2 separate regions of the Homo sapiens genome follow, and region 2 is linked to region 1. Evidence: chromatin contacts called from ENCODE Hi-C or POLR2A ChIA-PET data. All regions are on one chromosome and are shown on one strand. The core of a region is the stretch at or near the end of the contact, and the rest is flanking DNA. Distances in the headings are between cores, read along the strand shown. Region 1 overlaps RORA (RAR related orphan receptor A). Region 2 overlaps RORA (RAR related orphan receptor A).

Region 1 (3,025 bases), core at 250-2,749:
GACCAGGTGGCTGTGAAGAGGTGTGGGGACACCAAGGCTTATATAAGGAGGATGGAGAACACAGGCCAAAGGGGAGGCTGTAATGCTGACTTCGATTGGCTAACTTAATATAAGGCAGACTGAGGGAGGAGGAGGAGGGCAGGAGAGAACACGCTTTAGAAAGCATGACGGTGTCTCATTCTGTTTGCAAGTGAGCACGTAGGTGCCTTCCAAATATGATCCTGAAGAAGGTGCAGATAAATGAAAAATTGGATATACAATAAACCACATACCTCTTTATGTTTATATATGAACATATTAAAGAAGGTTGGCTTTAGTAGAGTATGATGCATATTCTAATTATATCAATATTGGATGCATTGTTAGTACCATTTCTCAACTTCATTTAAAAATCACTTTCAGAAAATACAAAAAATAATTCTGAAGATTTTAACCTTAGGTGCCCGTAGATCATTTTCTTAGGAAACTGCAGCTTTTAGAAATGCTGGACATACTTTATCCAAAGCGTTATAACTGGTCTTCCACAAGCCTAGGATAAAGTTTTCCACAGAAACACTACTACAGAAAAATGCCACATGCCATGGATTAAACACTGAAACCAGCTAATCACAACACATGAGAGCAAATGTAGCATGTTCAGAGAAGTACAAATATGTTGAAACATGTCTGTCATGAAATCTGATCTTAACAATCCTCTGAAGACTAGCCTTTTTGCAAAGAGAACTTATGACTAATATACCTCACGGAGGGGGTCTCAGTTTCTAATAGAGTTAATTTTATCTGCTTTGATGATGGAAACGAAAGACACCCTGGAAACATCCTCTTAATTCTAAGCACCATCCACTCTTTTTGAGGGGGGAGAGGGAAGCTTTCAGTAATTCCCAGTGTGTCTTATACTGAATATATAGAAGATGGTAAAGCAGGGCCAGGTAATTCCAACACTTAAACTGCTACTTAACCATCCACATATTAAAGGAGTTTACATGGATTGTCAGCTATGAAAGAGGTTTCTCAATCTATATCCCACTCCACAGTCAACTCTCCTCACAGGTGCTCTTGGCTGTGGGGCACTCATAATCTCAGAAGCCGATAAGGCTGCCAAGTTCAAGTTGCCGTGACTCTGAACACAGTATAATATTCCCATTCCAAGCCATAGCCCGTCACTTTTGTGGCTGTTCAGATGAGGGCCCTTCTTGGTACCACTCTGACTCACATACACTGGCTGAAGTCATGTAGCAGGTGAAGGACTTAAGTGTCACTAAGTTGGTTTCCAGTTGCTTCCAGGAAAAAAAAAAAAAATCCCCGGCATATAAGATTCTTGCTCCTGACACCTGGCACTTTCTCCTTGTGTTCATGGCTGCAGACAGAAGATCTGGCCATTACTGTTTTGGCTTCAAGTGCTGCCTCCCACACACATATTGAGGGGCTCTGCAACAAACAGAAACCTAGGGACACTGACATTTTGGAGGCAGGGTGTAGAAAAAAACACTGTATGTGTATCTGAAAACTCTGCCATGCATGTCAGCCCTGACACGCCACTTCCTAGCTCTTCTAACGTCAGAACATTCTGTGTTAGGAGTTGCTAATCAGTCCAATATCATATGTAGTTTAACGGTGTTGAAACACATTTGCCAGAAAGGAGGCCAAAAGGAAGGGCCCCTCTACTGCTATCTTCTGCAAAAGATCTGATCACTTGTGACTGCAGCCCCTCACTTTGCCCCCAGGTGTTTTCTCCCTGTGTTGTTCTTGGGCGTGTTTAATTTGGATTGAGCATCCATGGAGCTGTGTAAACATTGAGGTCCCATGAATATTGCAATATTAAACAGCAGTGGTAATTACCAATAGACCCCTCAAAAAGCAATCGAATAGCAAACTCACCTTAACTTGGCCTTTGTATCTCTGGCAACGGAAAGCTCAAAATGCAGTTCTGTCATTTTTGCACAGTCATTTACCTTGACACCCTCCCTCTGCCGTGGAATCAAATCTCCATGTATAAAAATAAACCTAGAAACTTTCTGTTCACACGTTTTGAGGTATGTGCACCAAATGACACACTTTGGGAGGTAAGCACGAGTCATGGTAACTGACCACATCCTTTATCTTTTCATCCTAAGACTTAGCAGAACTTTATCTTTACAATAAAATGGCCTTTAGAAGTGGGTATCACCAACTTCAGAATGTGAACATCGTTACTGAGAAAAAGCATTTTCCTTTTAAACAGAAACCAACAGCCATGCATTAAAAGGCCTGAGGAAAAAAAAAAAAGTGGAGCTACCACAAAACAAACAAATATTCAGCTTGGTTTCAGGAAGCTTAGAGAGGATCAAACAAGGCTTTCTCTATTGAAGTTGTTCGAGAACATTTATGGTTATTTCAGCTTCAGTTTCTATTTACGCTGCTGGCTTTTATGCCTCGACCTCAGGAGGGCATTCCAACTTCAGGTTAACTCACAAGTAGCTTCAGAAAAGTTGGCCTGAAAATCCCACCCCCAGAGTGGGGGAGGGGAAAGCACGATGGTTCACATTGGTTTCCAAACACCTTTCAAACCACTGCTTTGGCCTTGAGTCGAGGATATCTCAAAAATTGGGGAGAGAAATTCCACGGAGAGAGGGTGAGAAAGGTTTCTCATGGTGTGAACATTCATATAGGGAGACTGTCTCTTCCTGCGGGATGAAACCAGGAGAAGAGAGCACCAATTTGCGGAGCCCTCGTGAAGGTTTCCACTCAGGAGTTTGCAATTTTCTGTTGGTCCCTAGGGAGGAAGATTTAGTACATGGTTGAATTTCCAAGCAAATTAACTTCCAGAATAAAGGAGGAACTATGCCAACCCTTTGCAAACAATATTTTTGTTTTATAAATCTATTTAGTTTTCAATTCTTCGTGCCATTTATCCTCATAACCATGTTTTGGTTGGTATTTTTAATCCCCTTTTGATGGATTAGGAAATTGAGGTTTAGAGATTAAGAAACAAGCCCAAAGTTATACAATAAATACATAGAAAAGCTAAGATTCAAACCCGGGTCCT
Region 2 (3,025 bases), core at 234-2,733, 65 kb before region 1:
AGGGTGTTGGGCTTCAGAGGTTTCTCAACCAGAATTATCTGAGTTATCTTTAAAAATGTAGCAATACTTGAGCTCTACACCTTGGGACCAGTAAAATCAGAAATCTGTAAGAGCACAGCCTGGGCTTATATATCTTTTAAAAACTCTTTAGATAGATTAATACGCAGACCAGGTTGGGAGCAGATGACCTGTGAGGTCTATTGCAAAATGTTCACCATCAGTTGGGAAAATTTTTTGATTCAGTTCCCTGATGTTGACCCATGAGGCCATAAGCATTTCTAAACCATTATACTGTTTTTACATTGGCCTAGCTGTTGTTATTATCTGCATTTATCTAGTTCATTGATATGTTTACTTAAGTATTACCTACCTCTCCCACCAGAATGTACACTCACAGAGACCAGAGACTGACATGATCACTGCTGTCCCCTCGGCCGCCAGCATCACATCTGCCACAATAATGAGATAGATACTACACCAGCATTTTCAAAAGAAAAAGGGGGCTGGTGTCGCAGTGTGGAAGCAGGCAGGTAGTCCTTCTCCACACCAGCCAGAGGAAGTCTACTTTCATCTATCCCACCAGACTAGAATCTAAGCTGCACGAAGGCAGCATTTGGTCTCCCCTGTTTGGATGTCACCTCCAGAGCCTGGACACTGGCAGATACACACCAGATGCTCAGTGCCTGAGAAAGGCCATGTGCTAAACAGGAAGCACTGATCAGCTTCCAGGGCACTGAAACCTTTACTTTGTCGCTGAATAAAGCAACCTTGAAAAGACATCACTGTTTCCACTGAGTTGGCCTTGACTTCTGCAGTAAGACTCTTAGCCTGCTCCTGCTAAGTGGTCACAGTATTGGCAAGACCCAGCCCAGGCACACAGTGAAGGCTAAAATACATTGTGTCTATGTCACATGCAGAGGCTGGGGCTTCTGGACAAGGCTTTATGACGAAAAGGAGTACAGTATTTGAAAAGTCTCACAGCAGCCTCCAGCACCAAAACAGCCTCAGGGTTCTCTCCTGTTTGGGCCACTTGGGGTAAGAGATTTGAGGGAACAGTCTGCCCACTTGCTTCTGCATGCTGGTTGATAGCAAGGCCAAAGTTAACAGAAAAATATTTCAAGTGTGTTAATAACAATGCCAGAAATTGCTCACATCTGGCACCTCTTCCATGCTGAAGGGAGTGAACTAAAGAGAAGTGAATGGTTACCTTAATATAATTTACCTTTCTGAGATTCCCTTTCCTCGTGAGTAAGAGGAAAGGGTTAGCCCCGAGCAGTGGTTCCCAAACCTGTCTTATCCTCACAAGAGGATCTTTTACAAAAGAAGATTCCTTGGCCTCCCCTCCTAGGCTTTTGGAAGCAGGATCTGTGCAGGTGTTGCTGGAGAAAGGCATTTATTTTTTAAATGCTTCCCAGATGACTGTGAAGATCAATGACATTTGGGAACCACTAGAGGACTGGAGGACTCTGCGGTCCACCTGGCTCTGACAGGCTAGAACAGAGAGCTTCACAAAGTGAGGCCTAAGGACCAGTTGCATCAGAAACATCTGAGATGCTGTGTAAATACATGCCTTCGTGGGCCTCACCCCAGACTGACAGAATCAAACTCTGTGTGAGACCCAGGGATCCGCCTTCTTAAGACTCTCTGGAGTATGGGTTCTACTCTACAGTTTCAGAACCACTGTTTCAGGCAGGATTTTAGAGCTAACTTATGGCTTATGTGGAAGCAAATCATGTTCATCCATAAGTATAGGGTTTGACTTTATCCAGTTACATTAACATTTCATTGCATTGTTTGGCATGTCACAGAAATCTCCTTTGTTTTAAATGGCATGTAGCTTATAGCAAATGCAAATGTGTAAGTCCAACAGCCATAAAGCAGCCTTCTCTGACTAAGTGTGGCTGCCAACTTCTCAGTGCATTTTTTAAATGCTGATTCATGGCTTAAGACACTTGATTGGGAGGAAGGTGTCTCAGCTCCTATTATAAAAGCACAAAGGTGGTACCTGAATTACCTAGCACACAATAGGCACTTAAGTATTTGCTGAAACAAATTTATTTACTTATTTTCACCCACTGTTCTACAGAAGATTTGAAGTGAGATGAACAAATAAAAAGAAGGAGAAAAAAAACCTTTCCAACAACCGAAAAATGAAAATAACATTCTGTGAAAAAGAGAATACTTCTCATGTGGTGAAAAAAAATCACACTTCTGGGTGGCGCAGTTTGTAAAACGGTTGGCTTCAATAACTGATCTGAAACTTAACCACAAGTCTTCACTTCTGAACCACTGCCTTATTTCTATGATAGAAAGGTTTAAACAGCAGTTTTTCCTTGCTTTTTATTTTTTTTCTTCTTTTTCATGAAACGCTGCAATTTCATCTTTCTAATAGGAACACGTAAGCACTATTATCCTTTACAAGCCTGGTGATTATTTGTCATTATTATTACCCTGGTTATTCTAGCTCAGATCAGCTTTGACTTCTTCAGCAATGCAAAATTCATATAAACGTGCATTCTTATACCTCTGTGTAGCACCAGGAACAAATAACATTTAAGCAAATAGGAAGATCTATATTCATTCCTCAGATTCCGACACAGAAATCAGATTGTTTTACCATTGTTTCACACTTGTTATAACACCAAAATCCAAATCCACAATCCACTTGTATTATCTATTTATCCTAAAAAATATGCAAATGAATGCTTGTCGCTACCTCATGCAGAGTTTCTGACATATCCTCTATCTTATTTTTTAGGCAAACTGTATATACTTAAGTGAACCAAATGATCTAACCATAAATCTTCAGAAACCAAGGGGTTAATAGTTTTTTTCATCCATGTTTAAAATTGTTTTATTACCCCCCAAAAGCTACTGTAGTTTACTTTTTTACTAAATGTTTATCATTTTTGAAAAAGAAAAGCTCTAGATTTAAAAAGGGGAAACGCTGAATTTAGCTCATCAAATGACGACCTCTTTTTAAAAGATATTCAAGGGTTGGGAATTAGAATGGAGTTTGAAACTT

The links. Hi-C counts contacts between places; a loop is a spot of excess contacts on that map. ChIA-PET counts read pairs that join two places held with the same protein, here RNA polymerase II (POLR2A). Pooled maps may share reads with other maps.
Region 2: a map of GM12878 shows a loop between it and region 1 (2.1-fold over the local background). The contact joins two enhancer-like sites. A Hi-C loop is called at or near these places in 13 of 168 maps with a recorded cell type or tissue (CD4-positive, alpha-beta T cell, CD4-positive, alpha-beta memory T cell, CD8-positive, alpha-beta T cell and 8 more), 30 of 37 single-sample maps with no recorded cell type and 20 of 50 pooled maps. POLR2A ChIA-PET finds 5 or more read pairs at or near these places in 15 of 52 experiments (CD4-positive, alpha-beta T cell, CD4-positive, alpha-beta memory T cell, CD8-positive, alpha-beta memory T cell and 11 more).

The regions. Positions count from the first base shown.
Region 1 is chr15:60,647,957-60,650,981 of GRCh38, forward strand. The region is part of intron 2 of RORA (RAR related orphan receptor A); the gene reads right to left. LOC105370846 (a long non-coding RNA gene) reads left to right here. Exons shown (of 5, transcript XR_007064663.1): 5 at 1-3,025. Among named protein-coding and RNA genes, the nearest start is that of RORA-AS2, 32 kb to the right of the region's middle. RefSeq lists an enhancer at 2,185-2,686. Within about 2 kb of position 1,500, at least 4 of the 41 ENCODE cell types and tissues checked have a DNase peak (open chromatin) inside an H3K27ac peak, as active enhancers do; they include CD8-positive, alpha-beta T cell, GM12878 and natural killer cell, where a contact is called at or near this core.
Region 2 is chr15:60,582,613-60,585,637 of GRCh38, forward strand. The region is part of intron 2 of RORA (RAR related orphan receptor A); the gene reads right to left. The region is part of intron 3 of RORA-AS1 (RORA antisense RNA 1); the gene reads left to right. Among named protein-coding and RNA genes, the nearest start is that of RORA-AS2, 97 kb to the right of the region's middle. RefSeq lists an enhancer at 2,427-2,476. Within about 2 kb of position 1,484, at least 5 of the 41 ENCODE cell types and tissues checked have a DNase peak (open chromatin) inside an H3K27ac peak, as active enhancers do; they include CD8-positive, alpha-beta T cell, GM12878 and natural killer cell, where a contact is called at or near this core.